2 separate regions of the Homo sapiens genome follow, and region 1 is linked to region 2. Evidence: chromatin contacts called from ENCODE Hi-C or POLR2A ChIA-PET data. All regions are on one chromosome and are shown on one strand. The core of a region is the stretch at or near the end of the contact, and the rest is flanking DNA. Distances in the headings are between cores, read along the strand shown.

Region 1 (6,214 bases), core at 550-3,049, 100 kb after region 2:
GTCACTTTGAGAAAGAGTTTGAAAGTCATTTAAATTGTTAAAAATAGAGTTACCATATGACCCAGCAATTCCACTCCTCAGTATGTGCTCAGAGATTTAAAAATGCATGTCCACACAGAAACTGGTACATGTATGTTAATAGCAGCAGTATGTGTTAAGAGCTAAACAGCAGAAACAACCCAATCCATTTTCCAGTGTAAAGTTTCCATTAACTGATAAATGAATAAACAAGTAGTATCATGATACAGTAGAATCTTATTCACCGGTAAAAAGGGATGAAGGACTGATAGACGCTACAACACAGGCGAACCTTGAAAACATTATGCCAAGTGAAAGAAGCCAGTCACAAAAAATCAGGTTGTGATCTTTTAACCCTGTGAATATACTAAAAACCACTGAATTGTACACTTTAAAAGGGCACATATCGCCAGGAGCAGTGGCTCGTGCTTATAATCCCAGCACTTTGGGAGGCCGAGGCAGGTGGATCATCTGAGGTCAGGAGTTCGAGACCAGCCTGGCCAACATGGTGAAACCCCATCTCTACTAAAAAGACAAACATTAGCCAGGCGTGGTGATGCGTGCCTGTAATCCCAGCTACTCAGGAGGCTGAGACAGGAGAATTGCTTGAACCCAGGAGGTGGAGGTTGCAGTGAGCCAAGATTGTACCACCACACTCCAGCCTGGGTGACGGAGTGAGACTCCATCTCAAAAAAACAAAACAAACGAAAAAACAAAAAAAAAAAAAAACATTTTATGGTATGTGAATTACATCTTAAAAGGCTGTTATTAAAGAGTGGGGGAGTTGTTATCCACTTTCATAATAGTCCTATAACACTGGGCCCCTCAGGAAAGTTTAGCTGAAGAAAAAAACAAGAAGCAACTGGCAAAATAGAACAGTTGCCACCAGCCCTGAGGTGCCTGAACCAACAGAGAGGGCCTCCTGGTCACTGGCACCATCAGTCAGTAAACACCAGGCTTGAGGCTCTGTTGAACATAGTGGGGAGCGGGCGGAGCAGAAGCTGTAGGTCTCGCTTCCTCACTTGCGAAAGTGAGCTCCCTGAGGTCTAGGCTGGGTGGAGGATTTTGCCCTCCCAGAGGGGCTTCCTTTGTGACAGGGGCGTCAGGTGAGATTTGGCACCGTCAGGCTGCATGAATGGTGATGGAGAGGGTGTAAGTGTGTTGAGGTGACCAGAAACTTATGCTGTGATGCTGGTCAAATGTGCCTGCAGGAGAGTCTTCTGGGCCACAGCTCAGGTGGTGCCATGGAGTTAGGGCCAGACACCGGGCGTGAGGCATGGGTGTGGGGGCTGAGGCTGCTGGGCCAGGTCAGCCTGAGGTTTGGCTCTCCTGGCCTCTCTGCTTTCAGGGCTCACCTCCCTGACACAGATTCTCAGCCTGATTGGTCGCAAGAACAGTGGGGCCTCTGCAGGGCCTCATGAGTCCTGCCTCAAGAAGCAGTCCAGTTTTGCCTTAAAACTATCTCTCAGAGTCAGGGTTACAAGTATGAGCATCTGGGTCCAGGGAATAAACTAAGTGTATGTTTGGCAAACATTTGCAATTAATGTATTGTTGTTATTATCCTTTCCTCAGGGTCTGTCATGATCCAGACACTTGGCTACAAGCACAATGTCATGGGCAGAACAAAAAGCTGTTTAAAAATAACTGGAATGCAGACACTATGAAGCCACAGGGCTGATTTTCCTCCTGCTTATAATCAGTGCCTGGTGGTGGTTATTAATATCTGAGTACCAGGCACTACACACAAACACTGTTCCTGTCAGGAGGCACCAGGGCTAATCTGGCAGGCTTGGCAGAGGTATGGGTCAGGGAAGGGTGGCCTTGAGGTAAGAATGACTGGGAGAGGTTGGGGAGGGAGGCAGCCTGCCTGTTCTGTCTCTTCTGCTCACTGTGCAAGCAGGACCCGGGGAAGTCCTACAACTGCAGGCTTAGAAAGAAAGAGACTGGGAGTGGAGACCTTATTGTGTGAATGGTGGTATAGAAAGGGTCTCAGAAAATGTTGAGCAGATGAAGGTGTTAGACAGTGGGGTGGGTCAGAGGGGCCAGTCTGGCTGCAGTGGGGAACGTCCGTATGTGCGTAAAAATGAGAGGGGAGGCAGAGGTGAGGCAGAGGCACGGAAGGGGTCATAATGCCCGCTGAGATAAAGGAAAGGCCTAGGAAGGAGAGGTGGAGGGATGGAAATGAAGCCTTGGGCCTGCAGGAGGCTACTGGACAGCTTGAAATAACGGAAGGAAGTAGGGAAGGGAGTTGGGAGGGAAGGCAGGGGAGGGAGGCAGCGGAGGGCCCCCCTCTGCTTCTTCCACTCTGGCTCATATGGGCAGTGACAGGCAGAAGAGCACCCCCACTAGAACCACAGTGGTGCGGGCTCTTGGTCAAACCGCTCGGGTCCAGGTCCAGCTCTGCCACTCATTGTGTGGCTGTGGCCAGGTCCTTAATTTCTCCATGGTCAGACTCCTTGTCTTAGAATGAGGGTTGATCGTGTTACCTACCTCATAGGTTATGTTTAGGAGGCACCTCACAAATGCTAGTGGCCATGTTTTTTGTTTGTTTTAGAGACAAGGTCTCACCATATGGCCAAGGTGGGTCTTGAACTCCTGGGCTCAAGTGATCCACCCACCTCAGCCTCCCAAAGTGCTGGCATTACAGACATGAGCCACCACACCCGGCCTGTGTTTGTTGTTAATATTATTATAGCTGCTACTAGTTAGCTGAGTTTGTTGAACTTAATACAAATCCTTTTGTAAAATCTAACATTTTACTATTTTTCCTGATGTTGACAGATTTAAATTTTGCTAGTTAGGAAACGAAAATGTGGGAAGTTAGAATGAAAAAAGGAGAAGTAATTCACTGTTAGGGGACCATGGAAGAGTGGGGTGATCCATGAATCTGAAGTGAGAATGGGAAGGGAACAGAGGCCATGACACAGTCAGAGATCCGCCAGAGTCCTCTCAGTGACCTCTGTCCCTCTGCAGAGCAAAGGGAATACACAGTCCCACAAGATGGGTGGTGCTGGCCAGGTTGCCCTGCATCCTGCAGATACCTCAGAGCTGGCCTCTGAGTGAAGGCAGGTGTTAGAGTTAGAGGAGCACAGCCTCTCCTAACCAGACTGGCTGCTTTAGAGCAGAGAGCTGGGAATAAAACCCAATGAAAATGAGATGCCACATCATTTCATAAGCAATAATAGCACCTTGAACAATCCCAATTGTTCCCAATCTCATATGAAGAGAGCAGTTCTCCAAACTGCTTCAAATGCAACAGATGCAGATGAAGGCCACCGCAAGACCCTGACACCCGGTATCCGCAGGGGCAGATGACAGCTGGGATGTTTGCAACTTGCCTCTGGCACATGAGGCTCAGCAATCAGTGTGGAAGGGACTCGAATTACAGTGGGAAATCTCACATCTGTACTGGCATGAAAATACAAGCAGGCAGCCACACTGACACCTTCCCTGGAACTTCTCCAGATTCTTCTATCTGACTTGTCATTCTTGTTGTGAGCCTGCCGTTGGAGTTTGTGTGCAAAATAACAAGTTGCATGACAAAAAGAGGAGGGAATGAGGACAAGGTGAGAAGTGAAGAGTCAACAGTCACCTGTTCTTCAGATCTCCCATTTTATCAAGCTGGATTCTCTTTCTTCTCTGTCCCCTTCCCATCCCTATGAAATCAGTGCCCACAGGACTGAGCCATTAATGGAGTCGGGAGGTGGAAAACAAACTAGGGTCCTGATAGCTATGCCGTGGATATCGCCAGCTACACTCTGCAGCAGGTAACAGTCGAAATAATCTAGTTCACTTCTTCAGTTGTGAGGTTAAAAAGAATTGTTTTCAATTTCTCATCCTTGTGAAAAGAGCTTCTGTCTCAGTTTAGGACCCCAGCTCTCCTCCTTCTTTCCTCTGTGACTTCACTTCTCCAAACCTCGGTTTCCTCATTTGCTAAATAAGGACAATAATATATACCTGGAGAAATACTACTTCCATCTGATTTTAGGGAGATAGACCAAATATCTTACTGCTAGGATGTGGCCAACGGTATTCTCCTTGGAGAGGGGATGAACATGCATTCCTTGTCATTCATGTGTTTACATGGCCCCTGCCATCAAACTTCACCTGTGTCAGTCAACACCAGCAAAGTTCACCCTAGGATGATCACTCTGCCCAGGAAAGGATTCTTGCAAATCAAAGCATTGACTGGTTCAGAAGCAGGAACATCTGGCCACCATTTCTAGTCCCCACCAGTTCCATTTCCAGATTCAAAGTAGCCTTCTGTCTCCTGCCACCCTAGAGGACACACTGGGTGTGACTGAGTAGGCAACACAGCATTCTTGGTTGTTAGGCCTCTAGGGTCATACTGTGCCCTCTCTGGGCCATGACTCAAACTAATTCAATTTTGATGAATGAAGCCACTATTTCTTATAAAACCCTCTGGAAGATGATTCCACATGCTGTACCAGATACGCCCATTTCTGAAAGAGCTCACAGTTGGGAAGCTGAAGTCAGTCATGAAAATCACCCAGTTTGAATATACTACACTTAAACTTGGCCACAATAAACTAGAATGGAAATGAAGAGGAGAAGGAGGAGGAGGAGGAGGCACCCTGTAAGAGATTTGGTGTTACTCCATGACAGCTCAGAAAGGAATTCCTGGTGGAAACTGCACCAGGTGGCTTTGGTGAAGTTCTTCATTTCAGCAGTAAATCTAACACCCTACCTGCCACACAGCCAAGATGGGCCCACCCAAGGGTGGGACAGCCATCATTGATCCTTCTTGTTCTGTTTCTCAGAAGTGAGGGGTGCTGGGCATGGTGGCTCACACCTGTAATCCCAGCACTTTGGGAGGCCGAGGCGGGCAGATCACCTGAGGTCAGGAGTTTGAGACAAGCCTGGCCAACATGGTGAAATTCCATCTCTACTAAAAATACAAAATTAGCTGGGCGTGGTAGTGTGCACCTGTAATCTCAGCTACTTGGGAGGCTGAGGCAGAAGAATCACTTGAACCCGGGAGGCAGAGGTTGCAGTGAGCTGAGATTACACCATTGCACTCCAGTCTGGGCAACAAGAGTGACACTCCATCTCAAAAAAAAAAAAAAAAAAAAAAAAAAAAGTGAGGGGCAACTCGTCAAGATGGGGGATGGGGTTCTTCTTTAGAGAGCTGGCTAGGTGGCTGGATTATGAAAGTAATGATTCCATTTTAAGGGCAGAGGGACAGTGTAATTTTATTTTTGTGGTTGATCTAACCTAGATCCTGTTGAAATCAATTTTATCCTGGTCTATACAAAGCAGACATAAAGACACTGGTGAACTTACATTAAATTTTTATAGGATGATGATATGGTTTGGCTCTGTGTCCCCACCCAAATCTGATGTGGAATTTTAACCCCCATGTGACAGGGGAGGGACCTGGTGGGAGGTGATTGGACCATGGGGCAGTTTCCCCATGCTGTTCTCATGATAGTGAGGGAGTTCTCACAAGATCTGATGGTTTAAAAGTATGGCATCTCCCCCCTCATTCTCTCTTTCCTGCTGCCATGTAAGACATGCCTGCTTCCCCTTCCGCTATGATTGTAAGTTTCCTGAGGCCTCCCTAGCCATTTGGAACTATGAGTCAATTAAACCTCTTTTCTTTATAAATTACTCAGTCTCAGGTAGTTCTTTATAGCAGTGTGAAAATGGACTAAGACAGATGATATCAATAATCTTGTAGGTCAGTGTCCTTTCTGTGTCAGAATTGGCAATGAGTTGTGCTTAGTTCCTAAATTCCATCTCTCCAGAGGGAAGACCATGAATAATAATTGAAAAAGCACAGCACTGAGACTCAGATAACCCTGGGTTCGAGCCTCAGTATTGTGTTACCCAGTACCTTTGGGCATTACTGTGTTACCCAGTACCTTTGGGCATGTTAGTTGGTTCCTTAGAGGGGACTTATCTCCCTCATATCCCTTCTTGTCTGCATCTTCAGAGGCTCAGTATTCTTATCTTAAAATAAGGACAAGAATATCTTCTTAGCAGTGATGTTGTAAAGATTCAATGAGATAATGTACAAAGCTGGCACAGACAGACTCTCAATAAATGGTATCTTCAAGACTCTTAACAACAAGGCTGGGCATCTGTAACAGGCCTCACTACTCCATGAACCGTAACAGGACATCTCCGTAAGTTGGGCCCAGGAGGCCAAAGTACAGTGCTGCAGGAGACCCAG
Region 2 (5,853 bases), core at 925-3,424:
AAAAAAAAAAAAAATTATCCGGGCGTGGTGGCGGGTGCCTGTAATCCCAGCTACTCGGGAGGCTGAGAAAGGAGAATCGCTTGAATACAAGATGGTGGAGGTTGCAGTGAGCCGAGAGCATACCACTCCAGCCTCCAGCCTGGGTAACAGAGTAAGACTGTCTCAAAAAAAACCAAAAATTCATATATATAGACAGACATATAAATACATATATGGATATTAGAGAGAGAGAGGCAGACAGGGAGAGGGAGAGAGAGAAAGTGTGAGAGAGCTTTTTTCTCTGTATCTTTCATGATTATAGGAATATGCTGTGCTCATCAAGATATACCCAATTGTGGCTGTGCACCGTGGCTCACACCTGTAATCCTTGCACTTTGGGGGGCCAAGGAGGGCGGATCACCTGAGGTCAGGAGTTCCAGACCAGCCTAGCCAACATGATGGAATCCCATCTCCAGAAAAACAAAAATACAAAAATTAGCCGGGCATGATGGCGGGTGCCTGTAATCGCAGCTACTTGGGAGGCTGAGGTGGGAGAATAGCTTGAACACAGGAAGCAGAGGTTGCAGTGAGCCGAGATCACGCCAATGCACTCCAGCTTGGGTGTCTCTTATTAACTGTTTATTTATTATTTATTTTGAGATGGAGTCTGGCTCTGTCGCCCAGGCTGGAGGGCAGTGGCGTGATCTCGGCTCACTGCAAGCTGCTGCTCCTGGGTTCACACGGTTCTCCGGCCTCAGCCTCTCAAGTAGCTGGGACTACAGGCGCCTGCCACCACACCCAGCTATTTTTTTTTTTTGTATTTTTAGTAGAGACGGGGTTTTACCGTGTTAGCCAGGATGGTCTCGATGTCCTGACCTCGTGATCCACCCGCCTCTGCCTCCCAAAGTGCTGGGATTACAGGCGTGAGCCACCTTGCCCAGCCTTTCTTATTAACTCTTTTTTTTTTGAGATGCAGTCTCGCTCTGTCGCCCAGGCTAGAGTGCAGTGGTGCGATCTCGGCTCACTGCAAGCTCCATCTACCGGGTTCACGCCATTCTCCTGCCTCAGCCTCCTGAGTAGCTGGGACTACAGGCGCCCGCCACCACGCCCGGCTAATTCTTATTAACTTTTTTTTTAGACGGGATCTCGCACTGTCGCCTGGGCTGGAGTGCAATGGCGCGATCTCGGCTCACTGCAACTTCCGCCTCCCGGGTTCAAGCGATTCTCCTGCCTCAGCCTCCCAAGTAGCTGGAATTACAGGCGCGCCACCACGCCCGGCTAATTTTTTGTATTTTTAGGGTTTTCACCATTGTTGGTCAGGCTGCTGGTCTCGAACTCCTGACCTTCTGATCTGCCCACCTCAGCCTCCCAAAGTGCTGGGATTACAGGCGTGAGCCACCACGCCCGGCCCTCCAGGGTCTTAATACAAAACCGGGTGGCTGGTGGCGATGGTACAGTAAGAAAAGCTCCAGAGGGGAAAAGCGAATATGTGAATTATCTAATCTCAGCCACTGATCCAACTCCATAGTCTGTGACTTTTGGAGTCCTCCAATACTTCCAAGCTGCATGTTCACATTTAAAGTTTCTGGGGGAAAACGAACAGGGTAGAGTTTTAGGAAATACCAGATGTTGCTGCGATTTTCTACAGTGAAGGGGCGTGGAAGGGGACAATGGGAGTAGAAGCGGGTTTCTGAAGTTGTGTTTGTACTTGATTTTAAGCGAGCTGTGAACAACTCGTGTCCAAATAAGTGGCTGAGAGGTGGTCCTAAGTAAGCACAAGTTTAGTAGTAGAGTACTCGTAACACAGAACTGGCTGAAACCCCGCCCTCTTGTCTACGGGCGTTCTTTCAGGGCGACTTTGTCAGTACCCCAAACTGTCCCCGCATGAGGTCACTCTGCACGGTCACGTGCTCGAGCCCGCGGGAGCGCCACATCGCCAGCCGCACCCCTCCACCCCCAACCTGCCCACGTGACCCGGCCTAGTTTCTCCAGGCCCGTCCCTACGTCTCACTCGGGAAGCCCCGCCCCACGCTGAGCGCTCCGCCTGCGACCCTCCGCCACTTACCCACCCCGGCTCAAGCACGACCCGTGGATCCACGTGCTTTTTCTTGTCCAATGGGAGCCGGCTCCCGGGCGCGAAGGGGCGGGGAGGAAAGGAACGACTGTGCTACGTTGCCAGAAGGGGCGGGACCTGCAACGTCCGACAGAACGAGGGGACGTAACGGAGGCAGGTTGGAGCCGCTGCCGTCGCCATGACCCGTGAGCACCGAGCCCCCTTCTCCTTGCCCTTTTCTTTCCGTTCACCCTAAACACCACCGGCGAGGCGCCGGCTTTGACCTTCCGTAGCTTCCCTAGCAAGGCGTTTCTCTGGGCGCGCTCTGTGGCCACCCTCACACTCGGTGCCCGGAAATCGAGCCCTTTGCCCACGGCTACTTCACGGGACCACCCTCCCGGGTTAGGCATAGGCCCTCCCGGATCTTCCGCGGTGTAAGGAGAAGGCCAGCGCCCCTGTGATAGGCCCAGAGCCCCCACTCCACAAGCCAGCCCATCCCCCACGGAGACCCAAACCGTCCACACACACCTTGCCAGCTGTTTGGGCCCCACGCCGCCCCAAAACACGCCTCCAGCTGGCCCCTTGGGACCTCCCTTCTCTAGTCCGTATTTTGACCTGGCCCGTGGCAGATTCGCCACTCCCCCCTACCCCAAGCAGCCTGGGCCTCGATGGGCCGTTGTCGGGGCCCGGAGATTGAAGTGGTGTTGGATCCTGCTGCTGGCCGCGCTGGGGTAGAAGGGTCGCCGGTGTGTGGGCAGAGCGGCCCCCGCGTCTCACCTTTAATTTTCTTTCCTTAGGCGGTAACCAGCGTGAGCTCGCCCGCCAGAAGAATATGAAAAAGCAGAGCGACTCGGTTAAGGGAAAGCGCCGAGATGACGGGCTTTCTGCTGCCGCCCGCAAGCAGAGGTAGCCCCAGGGAGGGGAGGGAAAGGGACGGTGGAGACCTGGGTTAGACCAAGGGTTATAGAAGGAAAGAGAGCTACCTCAGGGCTTGAATGTGGACTAGTCGTGAGGAGCAGAGTGCATTGCTTCCTCTAGGGTTTTATTTCCTCCCCACCCTCCAAATTGTTAGCTCACAGCCTTACAGGAAAGGACGGGGGCGGGCGCCTGCCCTCAGTCTGATTTCTGAGCGTCCCTGGGTCTGACCTTAAGGGCAAGGGCAGGGAGCTTCACATTTCAAATACAGTTGTGGTTACGGCAGCCCAGTACTTTTGGCCCTCCTTGCTGTTCGGTTCTCCTCCCTTCTCCCAACCTCCTCACTGGTGTTGCTGGGTGTGGTCCTCAATACAGAATAGAGACCCTTGGGCCTGTGTCACCAGACTTCTGACCCCTTGGGCAACAGCCAGATGGAGACTGGTCGCCTTTTGAGCCTCAGCTCTCTTCCTCTTGTTCTCCTAGGGTGGGAGTACAGCAGCCAAACGCTGAACTTAGTCCCATCCACTTCCATCTTATCCTTTGTGCCCTTCATCCCCCTGCATCTTGTCCTTTTTGCCCTCTGGTACCTCCCAGTGCCCCATCATCTCTACCCCCAGGGACTCGGAGATCATGCAGCAGAAGCAGAAAAAGGCAAACGAGAAGAAGGAGGAACCCAAGTAGCTTTGTGGCTTCGTGTCCAACCCTCTTGCCCTTCGCCTGTGTGCCTGGAGCCAGTCCCACCACGCTCGCGTTTCCTCCTGTAGTGCTCACAGGTCCCAGCACCGATGGCATTCCCTTTGCCCTGAGTCTGCAGCGGGTCCCTTTTGTGCTTCCTTCCCCTCAGGTAGCCTCTCTCCCCCTGGGCCACTCCCGGGGGTGAGGGGGTTACCCCTTCCCAGTGTTTTTTATTCCTGTGGGGCTCACCCCAAAGTATTAAAAGTAGCTTTGTAATTCCTTGAGCGCCTGGTTTGACTGGGGACTTGGGGGGATGGGGTTGGAAGAATGACTGCCCTTTCCCACCAAAAAAGGGAGAACTCTTTAGATTCAGATTGTGGGTATGTAGACTTAATAAGTGAAACATCACAGAAGAAGCCTTTATTATACAATGACAACCAAACAAGTACTCCGGATATGCAGTAGAGGAATCCTCTAAGAACCATAGAGACTTCTTTTCTGTGATTTTTGTTCCCCACCCTTGAACACCATCTCTAGGATGGAGTTGGCCTAAGAGTGAATGCTGCAAGATCTGTGTTTATGCCTCTTTTCCTCATTCTTCCTCAGTTTGTTCGTCTGCTTGAAAGTTGGCCAAAAAATCCTGCTGCTCACCGACTTCCCGTGGTCAGCTGCTGTCAAGCGTTCACTTTCTCTTCTGTCATTCCTCATGGAATGAGGGTGGTTTTGTCTTCCCGCTTCCCTTGACCTCAAAATCAGGATTAAAACCTGGGGTAGCCTCTGTGCTCCTTTCTTCTATGCCCTGGTTTGTTCTGTGGTTCTGGGCTTCTTATATCCGTGTGCCCAGGGCTGAACTCCTTATTTTCCTTTCTCCAAGGGCAGAGCCGAGTCTTCAGTCCCTGTTGGTCTTTCCCCACCCCCACTTCCAGCCCAAGAGCCAGGAAAGGGCTGGTGCCACACTGTCTGCTGGGATCAGCGGTGGTTCTTTGAGCTGCTGATTTGGGTGTTAGGCTCTTGAGCTGGGATGCAGATGTAACAGTAGCTCCAGTGAGTCAGACACTCTGCCCAGCACATTAGACTGTGTTTGACCACTTCTTCCAGTTCATAGTATTGACTTCAGCCCAAACGGAGATAACTCCCTGTGTGTCCTTGAGGTATTGAGCTGGGCTGGACAGCTCCCCTTGAGCCAACTCTAGGAGTACAATGTCAGGGGAACCCCAGTTTGTGAAAAGGACTTAGACTGGAGGATATTTGTTATCTGGGGATATGATGCGGTGGCGGCGGCGCCTCAAGATAAGGGGCTGGGGTTTCTGGGTGGGGGGCCAACAGAGTGGTGCCAGTAACAGCCCCAGATAGAGGAGTACGCAGGCCCAGCATGAGGCAACCTTGACCCAGAAGGTGGCCCAGCTACCCTTGATGAAGGTCTTTTCCAGTTCTGCTCCCTCATAGCTGTGTAACCAAAGGCTCTGGTTAGAGAATATGAAGGGCCTTAGCTTTTAGACCTGTTCTACCTCCTCACCAAATATAATGGCAGACCCATGTGTGTCTGGAATGGCCTTGAATTGCTCTTTCCTTAAAATAGCTAGCTCTTCAGGAGAGTATCTAAGGCCCACTCCATCTTACCTGAACCAGTTGGTAAGGGTAACCATGACATAGAGTGAGGCAAGGAAGAAGACGAAGTGGAAGGCAGAATAGTTGTAGGAAAGATGCTGGACTTGGACTGGAGGAGCTGGAGGGGTTTCTTGGTCAGCTGGCCTCGCAGCCCCACCCCTTTGCCCTGGAGAGAGGAAATGGCTGCTGGGAGCAGAGCTGCTGAAACACCTCTTCCCCTCTCCCCCAACTACCTTTGTTAAGGCTCTTGAGGGTTCTTATGGCACTCCACAGAGATCTACCACTTCTTATGGTTCCTCACTTGGCACTCACCTTTGTCTGCCTCCACTGTTTCAGGGCAGCAGAAACACAGTGAGGGCTTCTGCAAAACAGAACGCAGGTTTTGGAATGGTCTTAAAAGATGTGAGGGTGTTAATCTAGGAAACTTCCCCCGTGAAAAGATTGGTCTAGTATTAAAAAGTGGAGGCACACCTGGGTTCAAATTCTAGCTCCAGCATATAAGTGGCTGTGCAGACTTTGGTAAGATGTTTAATCTTTTGTGCCTCGATTTCTCCATTTGTAAAATGGAGCAAATACCTACCTCACAGGGTTGTTGTGAGGGTTAAATTAAATGAGATTATGTA

The links. A loop is a pair of places that touch in the nucleus more often than their neighbours do. ChIA-PET counts read pairs that join two places held with the same protein, here RNA polymerase II (POLR2A). Pooled maps may share reads with other maps.
Region 1: a loop to region 2 is called in a pooled map, with 3 times the contacts of the local background. The contact joins the enhancer-like site here to the promoter of SERF2 in region 2. A Hi-C loop is called at or near these places in 2 of 50 pooled maps. POLR2A ChIA-PET finds 5 or more read pairs at or near these places in 2 of 52 experiments (OCI-LY7 and activated CD4-positive, alpha-beta T cell).

The regions. Positions count from the first base shown.
Region 1 is chr15:43,892,397-43,898,610 of GRCh38, forward strand. The region is part of intron 7 of FRMD5 (FERM domain containing 5); the gene reads right to left. Among named protein-coding and RNA genes, the nearest start is that of WDR76, 69 kb to the left of the region's middle. Within about 2 kb of position 1,800, at least 4 of the 41 ENCODE cell types and tissues checked have a DNase peak (open chromatin) inside an H3K27ac peak, as active enhancers do.
Region 2 is chr15:43,790,146-43,795,998 of GRCh38, forward strand. It overlaps SERF2 (small EDRK-rich factor 2), which reads left to right and starts at 2,175. Exons shown (of 3, transcript NM_001018108.4): 1 at 2,175-2,238; 2 at 2,830-2,938; 3 at 3,565-5,853. The coding sequence starts at 2,232. The coding sequence ends at 3,628. SERF2-C15ORF63 (SERF2-C15orf63 readthrough) reads left to right here and starts at 1,831. Exons shown (of 6, transcript NR_037673.1): 1 at 1,831-2,238; 2 at 2,830-2,938. SERINC4 (serine incorporator 4) reads right to left here. Exons shown (of 12, transcript NM_001258031.2): 10 at 5,543-5,591; 11 at 5,243-5,396; 12 at 4,017-5,068. The coding sequence ends at 4,855. MIR1282 (microRNA 1282) reads right to left here and starts at 3,614; the gene lies at 3,514-3,614. RefSeq lists enhancers at 1,670-2,869, 2,658-2,987, 3,323-4,176, 4,898-5,399, 5,400-5,853 and a silencer at 1,858-1,937.